Linked DNA regions of Homo sapiens: region 1 is linked to region 2. Evidence: read pairs that join two places in POLR2A ChIA-PET (ENCODE). Cell type or tissue: B cell. All regions are shown on one strand. Links, peaks and the distances in the headings refer to the core of each region. The heading gives the core; the rest is flanking DNA.

Evidence for each region. ChIA-PET counts read pairs that join two places held together with the same protein. Peaks named below come from ENCODE experiments on the same cell type or tissue, not always from the same donor. Only the 100,000 strongest peaks of a DNase experiment are listed, where the experiment ranks them.
Region 1: POLR2A ChIA-PET joins it to region 2 with 9 read pairs; 2 of 35 experiments call an interaction of 5 or more read pairs at or near these places.

The regions. Positions count from the first base shown.
Region 1 is chr9:6,768,531-6,774,428 of GRCh38, forward strand. All of the region lies in intron 1 of KDM4C (lysine demethylase 4C), which reads left to right. Among named protein-coding and RNA genes, the nearest start is that of KDM4C, 14 kb to the left of the region's middle. RefSeq lists an enhancer at 2,624-3,597. In B cell, for the core only: no CTCF peak of the experiment used is centred there; no DNase peak of the experiment used is centred there; H3K27ac peaks cover 696 bases.
Region 2 is chr9:6,427,322-6,432,321 of GRCh38, forward strand. All of the region lies in intron 2 of UHRF2 (ubiquitin like with PHD and ring finger domains 2), which reads left to right. Among named protein-coding and RNA genes, the nearest start is that of UHRF2, 17 kb to the left of the region's middle. RefSeq lists an enhancer at 1,885-2,004. In B cell, for the core only: no CTCF peak of the experiment used is centred there; a DNase peak (open chromatin) is centred at 2,110; H3K27ac peaks cover 1,535 bases.

The DNA.
Region 1 (5,898 bases), core at 429-5,428, 340 kb after region 2:
AACACTGATACATTACTATCATCTAATTTTTAGATTCTTCATATTTCACTATTTGTTATAGTAATTAATGTTCTTCATAGCAAAAGTATCCAGTCCAGAATTGTGCAATATGTATTCTTGTTGTAGGTCTTTTAAGCATCCTTCAATCTCAAATATGGATTTGAGAAGGATTTTCATGATCTTGATTTTTTTTTCCTTGATCTTCATGGTCTTGATTTTCATGATCTTGACACTTTTTGTTTTTCTTTCTTTTTTTTTTAAAGAGGGAGTTTCACTCTGTTGCCCAGGCTGGAGTGCAGTGATGCAATCTCTGCTCACTGCAACCTCCACCTCCCGGGTTCAAGTGATTCTCCTGCCTCAGCCTCCCGAGTAACTGGGACTACAGGTGCCCATCACCATGCCCGGGTAATTTTTGTATTTTTAGTAGAGGCGGGGTTTCACCATGTTGGCCAGGCTGGTCTCGAACTCCTGACCTCAAATGATCCACCCACCTCAGCCTCCCAAAGTGCTGGGATTACAAGCGTGAGCCACTACACCTGGCCTGGAGTTTGTTCATTTTAAAAAAGGAAATTTTCATCAATACTCTTAAGTGAAGCTGGTTTGCAGTTTTCTTGGGTCGTTTTTAAGTTTTGTTACTCATTTTAGGCTTCTTAAGAAAGGATTTCTAAGCTTGCTGTTTTTTTTTTCCATGCAATCTGGAACATCTTAAATAACATGTCATACATTTCTTAAAAATTGATCAGAATTGTTTATCTAGTGGAGAGAAGATTTGTTCCTTATTTAGTGGGCTTTGGTGTGATCTTTTTCCTTTTTTTCTTCTCTTCTCTTTTCTTTTTTGGCAGCTGGAGAGCCTAGCAAAGAGGTCAGTTATATTTGGGATCTGGGTCCGGGATACAAAACTTGGAGTCAGTTCATTGCACCTATTTGCTGTTTGACCTTAGAAAATTTATTTCCATTTCTAAGTCTTGGTTTCATCATTTCTCAAATGGGAATAATCACAGCCTGCTAACTAACATCACAGAGAACTTTTAAGAATGAAAATGAAGTAACATATGTTAAAGCACAGTAAAGAACCAAGCAAATGCAAGACTTTTTTTTATAAGAAGGTTCTTTTTAATAAGACGTCAGTACTCAAAGAGTTGTCAATGAGGATAGATCTCAATATCATGCTACTGAAGGAGTTTGTGTAGATGGACAATGCCTCCTGCTCCAAGAGCAAGCACATGGAGAAAGGGTCAATGGACACATTTGTTTTGCTGTTTAACAACAAAGAAAAATTATGAATTAGACAAAATGTAGTCTAGATAGAATTTATTTTTGTGAACATTAATGAGGGTTTGGTCATGTATTTATTAAAACCATGTGTTACGCCATGCCCGGTGGCTCATGCCTATAATCACAGCACTTTGGGAGGTTGAGGCGGGTGGATCACCTGAGGTCAGGAGTTTGAGACCAGCCTGGCCTACATGAGGAAACCCTCTCTGCTAGTAATACAAAAATTAGCCGGGCATGGTGGGGCATGCCTGTAACCCCAGGTACTTGGGAGGCTGAGGCAGGAGAATCGCTTGATCCTGGGTGGTGGAGGTTGCAGTGAGCTGAGATTGTGCCATTGCACTCTAGCCTGGGCAACGAGAGTGAAACTCCATCTCAAAAAGGAAAAACAAAACAAACAAACAAAAAACACCAAAAAAAAAAAAAGAACCCCGTGTGTTGTAAATCAAGGAAAAATGTTGGGTAACAGACTATGACTTGACTTTGTGCTTATATCATGATTGTATTTAATTTTATTATAAGTTGGTTAAATATTTGAGACTTTGGGGAAATTAAACTTGTCAAGCTGTCAACTTATCAGTTTGGATTTATGGTTTCCTATTTCATTTTGTAGATATTGAAAATACATGTCAATATCTGTGTATTTCATGTCAAGGAAGCTGTGTATTGGTATCAGGATTGAGGGAATACATGATCAACAAATACTTTTCCAAGTTTCAGTGTCACAGATTGCATATGGCATGATAATACATCACATTCATTTCCCTCAAGTTTGTTTTTTTTTTTGACAGGTAGTTAACAAAAAATGTGCAAATTGCCATAATTCTCTAAAATAGTATTTCTTGCATTCATTAATAATGAAAAAAGCAAGGATGGTCAGATTATTGTGTTTGATGTTTTTCAACGTCTTTTTTTTTTTTTTTCAATATAGCCGGTATCGTATATGGTTTTTGCGATTTTGATCCTTTTTTTTTTTTTTTTTTTTCCTTTTGAGATGGAATCTCGCTCTGTCGCTCAGGCTGGAATGCAGTGGCGCAATCTTGGCTCACTGCAACCTCTGCCTCCCCGGTTCAAGTGATTCTTCTGCCTCAGCCTCCAGAGTAGCTGGGACTACAGGTGCATGCCACCACTCCCAGCTAATTTTTGTATTTTCAGTAGAGACGGGGTTTCACCATATTGGCCAAGCTGGTCTCAAACTCCTGACCTCGTGATCCACCCGCCTTGGCCTCCCAAAGTGCTGGGATTACAGGCGTGAGCCACTGCGCCCGACTGTGAATCTTTTTTTTTTTTTTTTTTTTTTTTTTTTTAAGAGATGAGGTCTCTCCAAGTTGCCCAGGCTGGTCTCAAACTCCTGAGCTCAAGTGATCCTCTTGCCTTGGCCTCCCCCCAAAGTGCTAGGATTACAGGTGTGAGCCACTGCACCTGGCCTGATTGTGAATCTTTAGGAATAATTGGAAAGTTTGCGTATTAAATTGTCTTGAAATATGTTTTCTAAGTATTTCAATTTTTTTAATTTATTTATTTTTTGAGACAGAGTCTTGCTCTGTCGCCCAGGCTGGAGTGCAATGTTACGATCTCAGCCCATTGTAATCTCCACCTCCTGGGTTCAAGTGATTCTCCTGCCTCAGCCTCCCGACCAGCTTGGATTACAGGCATGCGCCACCATGCCCTGCTAATTTTGTGTTTTTAGTAGAGACGGGGTTTCTCCATGTTGGTCAGGCCGGTCTCGAACTCCTGACCTCAGGTTATCCACCTGCCTTGGCCTCACAAAGTGCTGGGATTACAGGTGTGAGCCACTGCACCCGGCCAGTATTTCAAATTTAAGGCTTAGTTTTTATGTTTGAAACTAAGGATGAGTAGTCTCCATGGCCTCCCATGAGTCCTTCTGATAGGACTAAATAGGCTGGATAATCTCATAAAAGTCACAATGTAGAATTGCTGGAAAGCGCTGGTCCAGGCCACAGCTGGGTGCAGGGGCAGTACAGTCCAGTATTTGGTGAGGGGCTCGCTGCCCAGGCTGAGTGCTGGAGGGCCTCAATGGGTGACCTGCATGGTAGTTGCCAGGAAGCCAAAGCAGGCCCAAGGGGTTGTGACCTACCTGGGAGACTCAAGTAGCTCTTGCAGGTGTTGGGAAGCCTCTCCCCATTCCAGCCCCCCTGAGGGAGACAGTGCAAGCCCAGCAGGCTTTCAGTGTGAACTTAACACTCCTGTGAAATGCAAATTTTGGAAACTGTTGGAATGGCCTTGTTTGGCTGCCTTCTCCCTTTATCAATCCAGTTACATAAAAATAAGGATTTAGAAAGTAAATGAGTTAGGTTTCTAAATTAATATTCGTAGGAGAACAGTCTGTTTTTCTTTTTTTTTTGAGACAGAGTCTCACTCTGTTGCCCAGGCTGGAGTGCAGTGGCGCGATCTCGGCTCACTGCAAGCTCCGCCTCCTGGGTTCAAGCAATTCTGCTGCCTCAGCCTCCTGAGTAGCTGGGATTATAGGTGCCTGCCACCATGCCTGGCTAATTTTTGTATTTTAGTAGAGACGGGGTTTCACCATGTTGGCCAGACTGGTCCTTTTTTTTTTTGAGACGGCGTCTTGCTCTTGTTGCCCAGGCTGGAGTGCAATGGCACGATCTTGGCTCACCGCAACCTCCGCCTCCTGCGTTCAAGCGATTCTCCTGCCTCATCCTCCCAAGTAGGTGGGATTACAGGCATGCACCACCACGCCTGGTTAATTTTGTATTTTTAGTAGAGACAGGGTTTATCCATGTTGGTCAGGCTGGTCTTGAACTCCTGACCTCAAGTGATCTGTCCACCTCGGCCTCCCAAAGTGCTGGGATTACAGGTGTGAGCCACTGCGCCTGGCACAGATTATTTTCTTTGATTTTTTTTCTTTTACTTTTTTTTTTTTTTTTTTGAGATGGAGTTTCGTTCTTTCACCCATGCTGGAGTGAAGTGGCGCCATCTTGGCTCACTGCAGCCTCTGCCCCCCGGATTCAAGCAGTTCTCCTGCCTCAGCCTCCTGAGTAGCTGGGATTACAGGTGCGTGCCACCCCCATGCCTGGCCAATTTTTGTATTTTTAGTAGAGATGGGGTTTCACCATGTTGGCCAGGCTGGTCCCGAACTCTTGACCGCAGGTGATCCACCCACCTCGGCCTCCCCAAGTGCTAGGATTACAGGTGTGAGCCACAGTGCCTGGCTTTTCTTTTTCTTTTTTGTTTTTTTGACAAGGTCTCACTCTGTCACTCAGGCTAGAGTGGAGTGGTGAGATCATGGCTCACTGCAGCCTCGACCTCCCAGACTCAAGTGATCCTCCTGCCTCAGCCTCCTGAGTAACTGGGATTACAGGTGCACACTACTACACCTGGCTAATTTTTTAATTTTATTTGGAGAGACAGGGTCTCCCTATATTGCCCAGCCTTATCTCGAACTCCTGAGCTTAAGCGATCCTCCTGCCTCAGCCTTCCATTGTGCTGGAGTTACAGGCTGTGCCCAGCCACAATGTGCAAATGCTACCATAAATTACCATTTTTTAAAAAACGAAAGCAGATACTTTAGACAAATTATTTATTTAATGCCAGTGTCATTGTTGATGTTATAGTTTATGATTATTTAAAAGTTAAAGGTATTTTACCAAATGAGCTACACTTGATTGTCCATTTAATCTGTCAGTTTAATTTGTATAGGTATTCATAGGCCAGGCGTGGTGGCTCATGCCTGTAATCCCAGCACTTTGGGAGGCTGAGACGGGCAGATCACTTAGGCCAGGAGTTCGAGACCAGCCTGATCAACATGGTGAAATCTTGTTTCGACTAAAAATACAAAAATTAGCTGGGTGTGTTAGCGCACGCTTATAATCCCAGCTGCTCAGGTCGCTGAGGCAGGAGAATTGCTTGAACCCAGGAGACGGAGGTTGCAGTGAGTCAAGATCGCACCATGGCACCCTAGCCTGGGCGACAGAGTGAGACTCTGTCTCAAAAAAAAAAAAAAAAGTATAGGTATTGTAGATGTGTTACTGGTTGTATAATACAGTAAGATTGGGGGAAGAGACCTAGGCAAGTTATTTCCATTTTAAGGGCTTGGATACAAATGCATAACCAAACCCTAGGCATTTATTTTATTTATTTTTATTATTTATTTGTTTATTTATTTTTGAGATGGAGTCTCACTGCAAACTCCGCCTCCCGAGTTCAAGCAATTCTCCTTTCTCAGCCTCTTGAGTAGCTGGGACTACAGGCGCATGCCACTATACCTGGTTAATTTTTGTACTTTTAGTAGAGACGGGGTTTCACCATACTGGTCAGGCTGGTTTCGAACTCCTGACCTCAAGTGATCCACCTGCCTCAGCCTCCCAAAGTGCTGGGATTACAGGTGTGAGCCACCGTGCCTGGCCACCCTAGACATTGAAATTAATGTAACAAAATACAATGAAAAAACAGTCTACAGTCCTCTGTTGGGTTCACAGTCCTTCACCAGGCATGCAGGTTTGTCTTCCTTTAGGTAATATACAAACATATGGAACTGTCAAATTTAAAAACTCAAGAGTAATTGCTTGACATACAGAGGGATTTCTTAAAGAACAGTTTTACGCTGGGCGTGGTGGCTCATGCCTGTAATCCCAGCACTTTGGGAGG
Region 2 (5,000 bases), core at 1-5,000:
GTACAAAAGATGAATTTTCAAATTAACTTTATTCAAAACTGGCATAGGTAAACATTTAAACAGTATGTTAAGATGAAATTTTAGGCCAGGCACAGTGGCTCACACCTGTAATCCCAGCACTTTGGGAGGTCGAGGCAGGCAGAGCACCTGAGGTCAGGCTTTTGCAACCATCCTGGCCAACATGGTGAAACTCCGTCTCTACTGAAAATAAAAAAATTAGCTGGCTGTGGTGGCGTACGACTAATCCCAGCTACTTGGGAGGCTGAGACGGGAGAATCACTTGAACCCAGGAGGTGGAGGTTTCAGTGAGCTTAGACCGCGCCACTGCACTCCTGCCTGGGTGACAGAGCAAGACCCCATCTCAAAAAAAAGAAATTTTAATCTGAAGTTATTTATTGCTCAATATCATTATTTTGCTCTGTTTGATAACTGAGCAATATTTAACCAGTTTCAGATATTTTCATATGTTATTGCAAGAAACTAGATACCACTACTACATATGGAGAGCCTATGAAAGATTGTACAGAGGCTGGGTCCATCCATTCACATTATATGTGCATTTAACATAAATTGAATCACACTGGGTCTAGATTGGGAACTAATTTTCTGAAGCAAGATGGACATTCGAACCTAAGTTCGTTTTAATTTTGGTTTTTGTGTATGGAAGCTTTTTATGATGCCAGAAAGATCGTACTTTCAAGTGGCTGTCATCCTGGACTAAATAATGACTGTTTAGAATGATGATGGTAAGCCTTTACAGTTTAGCTGAGCATGTGGCACTGTTAAACTTCTTACATGTTTTCTTATGCTCATTGTATAATAGAAAGTACTGGAAAGAGGAGAATTATCATTGATAACTTCTTATTTCTTTTGTCCACAGTACAGTTCTTGATGTTTAACCTTTTTGATTATGAAATGTATTAGACAATACAAAGAGCACGATCACTGTCTATAAACACCATCCAAGTTATGAAATAGAATAACAATACTCCCAGGAACTTACCAGGTGCCTCCTCCTGATTATAACTCCCTCTTCCCTAGTTGTAACTGCTACCCAGACTTCTATGGTAATCATTTCTTTGTTCTTTACTAACTTTCTTATTAATATTAACCTTTAACAACCTATTAATAATCTTTAACTTATTTATGCAACCCTAATCCCTAATTTTCTGGTTTCTGAACTTTATGTAAATGGAACCATATTGCTTTTGCTTTTTTTTTTTTTTTTTTTTTTTTTTTTTTTTTTTTTTGAACGATCTCATTCTGTCACTTGGCTGGAGTGCAGTGGCATGATCATAGCTTACTGCAGCCCCAACCTTCTGGGCTTAAGCGATCCTGCTGCCTCAGCTTCCTGAGTAACCGGGACTACAGGTCTGTGCCACCATACCCAGCTAATTTTCAATTTTTCGTAGAGACAGAGTTTCACTATGTTGTCCAGGCTGGTCTTGAACTCCTGGGTTCAAACAGTCCTCCTGCCACTTCCTCCCAAAGTGCTGGGATTACAGTGTGAGCCATCACACCCAGCCCTGCATTTTAAAATTTGTGATTAAAGAAAGATGGGGCCGAGTGTGGTGGCTCATGCCTGTAATCCCAGCACTTTGGGAGGTGGAGGACAAGTGGATCACTTGAGGTCAGGAATTCGAGACCAGCCTGGCCAACATGGTGAAACCCCATCTCTGCTAAAAATATAAAAGGTTAGACACTATGGTGGTGGATACCTGTAATCCCAGCTACTCAGGAGGCTGAAGCAGGAGAATTGCTTGTACCTGGGAGGCAGAGGTCGCAGTGAGCCAACATCGCACCACTGCACTCCAGCCTGGGCAACAGAGCAAGACTCTGTCTCAGGAAAAAAAAAAAAAGGAAGATGGTACAATGAGAGAACAATTTTCAGAGTTGGAGAACCTGTATTCTCAGCTTAACTCCCACATTTTTTACCTGTGTATCTCTTGAGCAAATGTATTTCATGTCTGGACCTCATTAGAAAATGGGAATTATTTTGTATTATAATTAAAGGAGGTAAAGTATGTAATGGTAAACAGCTAATGTTTACCAGCAGTATGGTAATAAGACTGTACTCTGAGGTTTTGTGGTTTTTTTGTTTCTGTTTCTTTTAGACAGAGTCTTGCACTGTCATGCAGGCTGGAGTATAGTGGCGGGATCCACGCCTGGCTAGTTTTTGTGTTTTTTAGTAGAGATGGGGGTTTTAGCCATGTTGGCCAGACTGGTCTCGAACTCCTGACCTCAGGTGCTCCACCTGCCTCGGCCTCCCGAAGTGCTGGAATTACAGGCATGAGCCACTGCACCCGGGCTATACTCTGAGTTTTAATGAGTCTTAACATTGAACGTATATACTTAGTAAGGAGACAGTTGTTTCATTTGTGTGTACTATATGCTTGCTGGGTTGGCACGTTACATGAATTTTCTCACTTTATTTCAAATACACTGCAAGATGCTGGGACAAATTAAGTAACTTGTTCATGGTTACACTTAGTGGGTGATAGATGAAGAACTTGAACCTAGGTTTACCTGCAGAGCTGGAGTGTTTTCTGCAAAACAAATGGTACCTAGCATATAGTAAAACCATCAAATATTTGCTGTTGGTATTTTCTTTTTTTAATGATTGCCCCTTGCCTCCCATACTTCAGGTTTTAAAAATATTAGATATTTGGACAGGGGAAACTTTTTGTCTAAATGTGGCTTTTCTTTTTTTGAAATGGAGTTTTACTCTTTTTGCCCTGAAGTGCAATGGCACAATATTGGCCCATTACAACCTCCACCTCCTGGGTTCAAGTGATTGTCCTGCCTCAGCCTCCCAAGTAGCTGGGATTACAGGTGCATGCCACCATGCCCGGCTAATTTTGTACTTTTAGTAGAGACAGGGTTTCGCCATGTTTGCCGGGCTGGTCTTGAACTCCTGACCTCAGGTGATCCATCCACCCTGGCCCCCTAAACTGCTGGGATTACAGGCGTGAGCCCCTGTGCCTGGCCCTTAATGTGGCTATATCTTTGATGTGAATGAATGCAGCTCTTAAGTGTAGAATTATGTGGTTGGCTTAAACTTTTTTTTAGCTTTTTAGTTCAACTCCTCTCCTCCCCATATTAATCTTTTAAAAATAATTGTATATTTTATGATGTTTTGACATCTTTGGGGGCCTTACTGGCTGAGGAGAGACTGCCCTTTTTCCTAGAGCTAGCTTATTCCTAGAGATAGTAAACAGCTGATCAGTGAGCCTGCCTTTTATATACAAAAACATGTAATCCCGAGTCCATGCACTTAACTACCTCCCTTATCTAACTCTTAAACACCAAGCCAATATTCCGCCCTGATCACCCACAGCCAGGTACCAAACAACTAGAGGCCACCCCTACAATCCAAAGCCCACTGACATTATTCAAACTAGCCATCTTGTTTCCCCTGCCTTGCCTTTCCCATGGAAAACACAATAAAGGCTCTGGGCCCTAATTTTCCCCTGTTCCCTCTGCCTCCTGACCAAACCTAGTGCTTTCCTGTATTTCCCCTTCTCTTGGGGAATGAGTAATTCTTCTTTCAGTGGCATTGGCTTCTCCATGTTGTCACTTAGTTACATCAATAAATTAAAATCTCATGAGTATAATTCAGATGCTCCCACATAGGCAAATTCTGTTTTCCTCTTTTGTCTGCTATTTTGCTACTCCTTTAGCTAATTACTTCAGTTCTTAATTTGTACTAGATTACTTAGTTACCATGGCAGGATCTTCTGTGTTCATATTAATCATACAGGCCTAAGTATTTTTCCTCTGAACTGCCTTTAAAATCCAGGCTTTATAACACAGCTTTAACATCTTGCATGCATCTTGGCCTATTCAAATTTTGCTTGACTTAGTATGTCTATCCAATGTGCAGAAAGTTTTGAATTTAAGAGCATTTCTGTCCCCACCCAGTTTATGTGCATTTCTGTGAGTGCTTACTCACAGCAATACTTAGTAGGGTACTTACTATATTTAGTAGGATAATCCTTTTTTTTGGCCAGGCAGGGTGCCTTGTGCATGTAATCTCAGCACTATGAGAGACCAAGGAAAGAGGATTGTTTGAGGCCAGGAGTTCAAAACCAGCCTGGGCAACATAGCAAACTCTGTCTCTACAAGAAGTAACATTAGCTAGGTGTGGTGGCATATACCTGTAGTCCTAGCTGCTCAGGAGTTTGAGTTCAGGAGTAGGAGGCTGCGGAGAGCTGTGATCACACCACTGCATCCAGCCTGGGCAGCAGATAGCCTGTCTTAAAAAAAAAAATTCTTACGTCCAGTTGTAAATCTAGGTTTACTATATTCAAAGAATGCCCTACCTTTGTGAGCTGATATGTTCTATGTGTTGATGTTCAAGCAATGGCAGTATTTTGAGGTTGATTTAGGTGTCTGTTAACTTTAGTTTATTGTTAGATGTTAAGGTAGCCAGCTATTAGATCTGCCTGCTAGTATCTTACATTTGATAGGCAAATTCAGTACTTCATTTGTGCCGCCTCGTGTTCCTTAGTAAGGTTGATGATATAGCTTAATGTGTTTTTGCTGTTACCATTTTAGTATCAACTATATGCTGCATTCTCTGCTATGCAATATTTTTATAGTAATATATGAAACTTACATTTTGATTTGCTGCGACAGAGTAGTAACCTCAGTTTATTCTCCCAAGTATGATGGACCTTAACATTGATTATTTTCATTTTTACTGTGTTGTCTACAAGAGACTAAATGTCTTTAAATTTGTCAGTGATTAGTATGGGAGAAATGAGCCTATGTTTATTTAATACATGAATTAATTTATGTAATGTATAACATGCTCCATCTCTGATTGTTTGTCCTACCCAGCATGGTTGGCTCTTAGGTTTTTATTTTTTCCTAAACTGTTCATTCTTGTGTAATATTAAACTTTATGTCTTTCAAGCTATTTCATTGCTACCATGTTCATTACATACAGTGCCTTTGGTCAAATGTACCTCTTCTGGTAGTGACAGTTGATAGTTTTT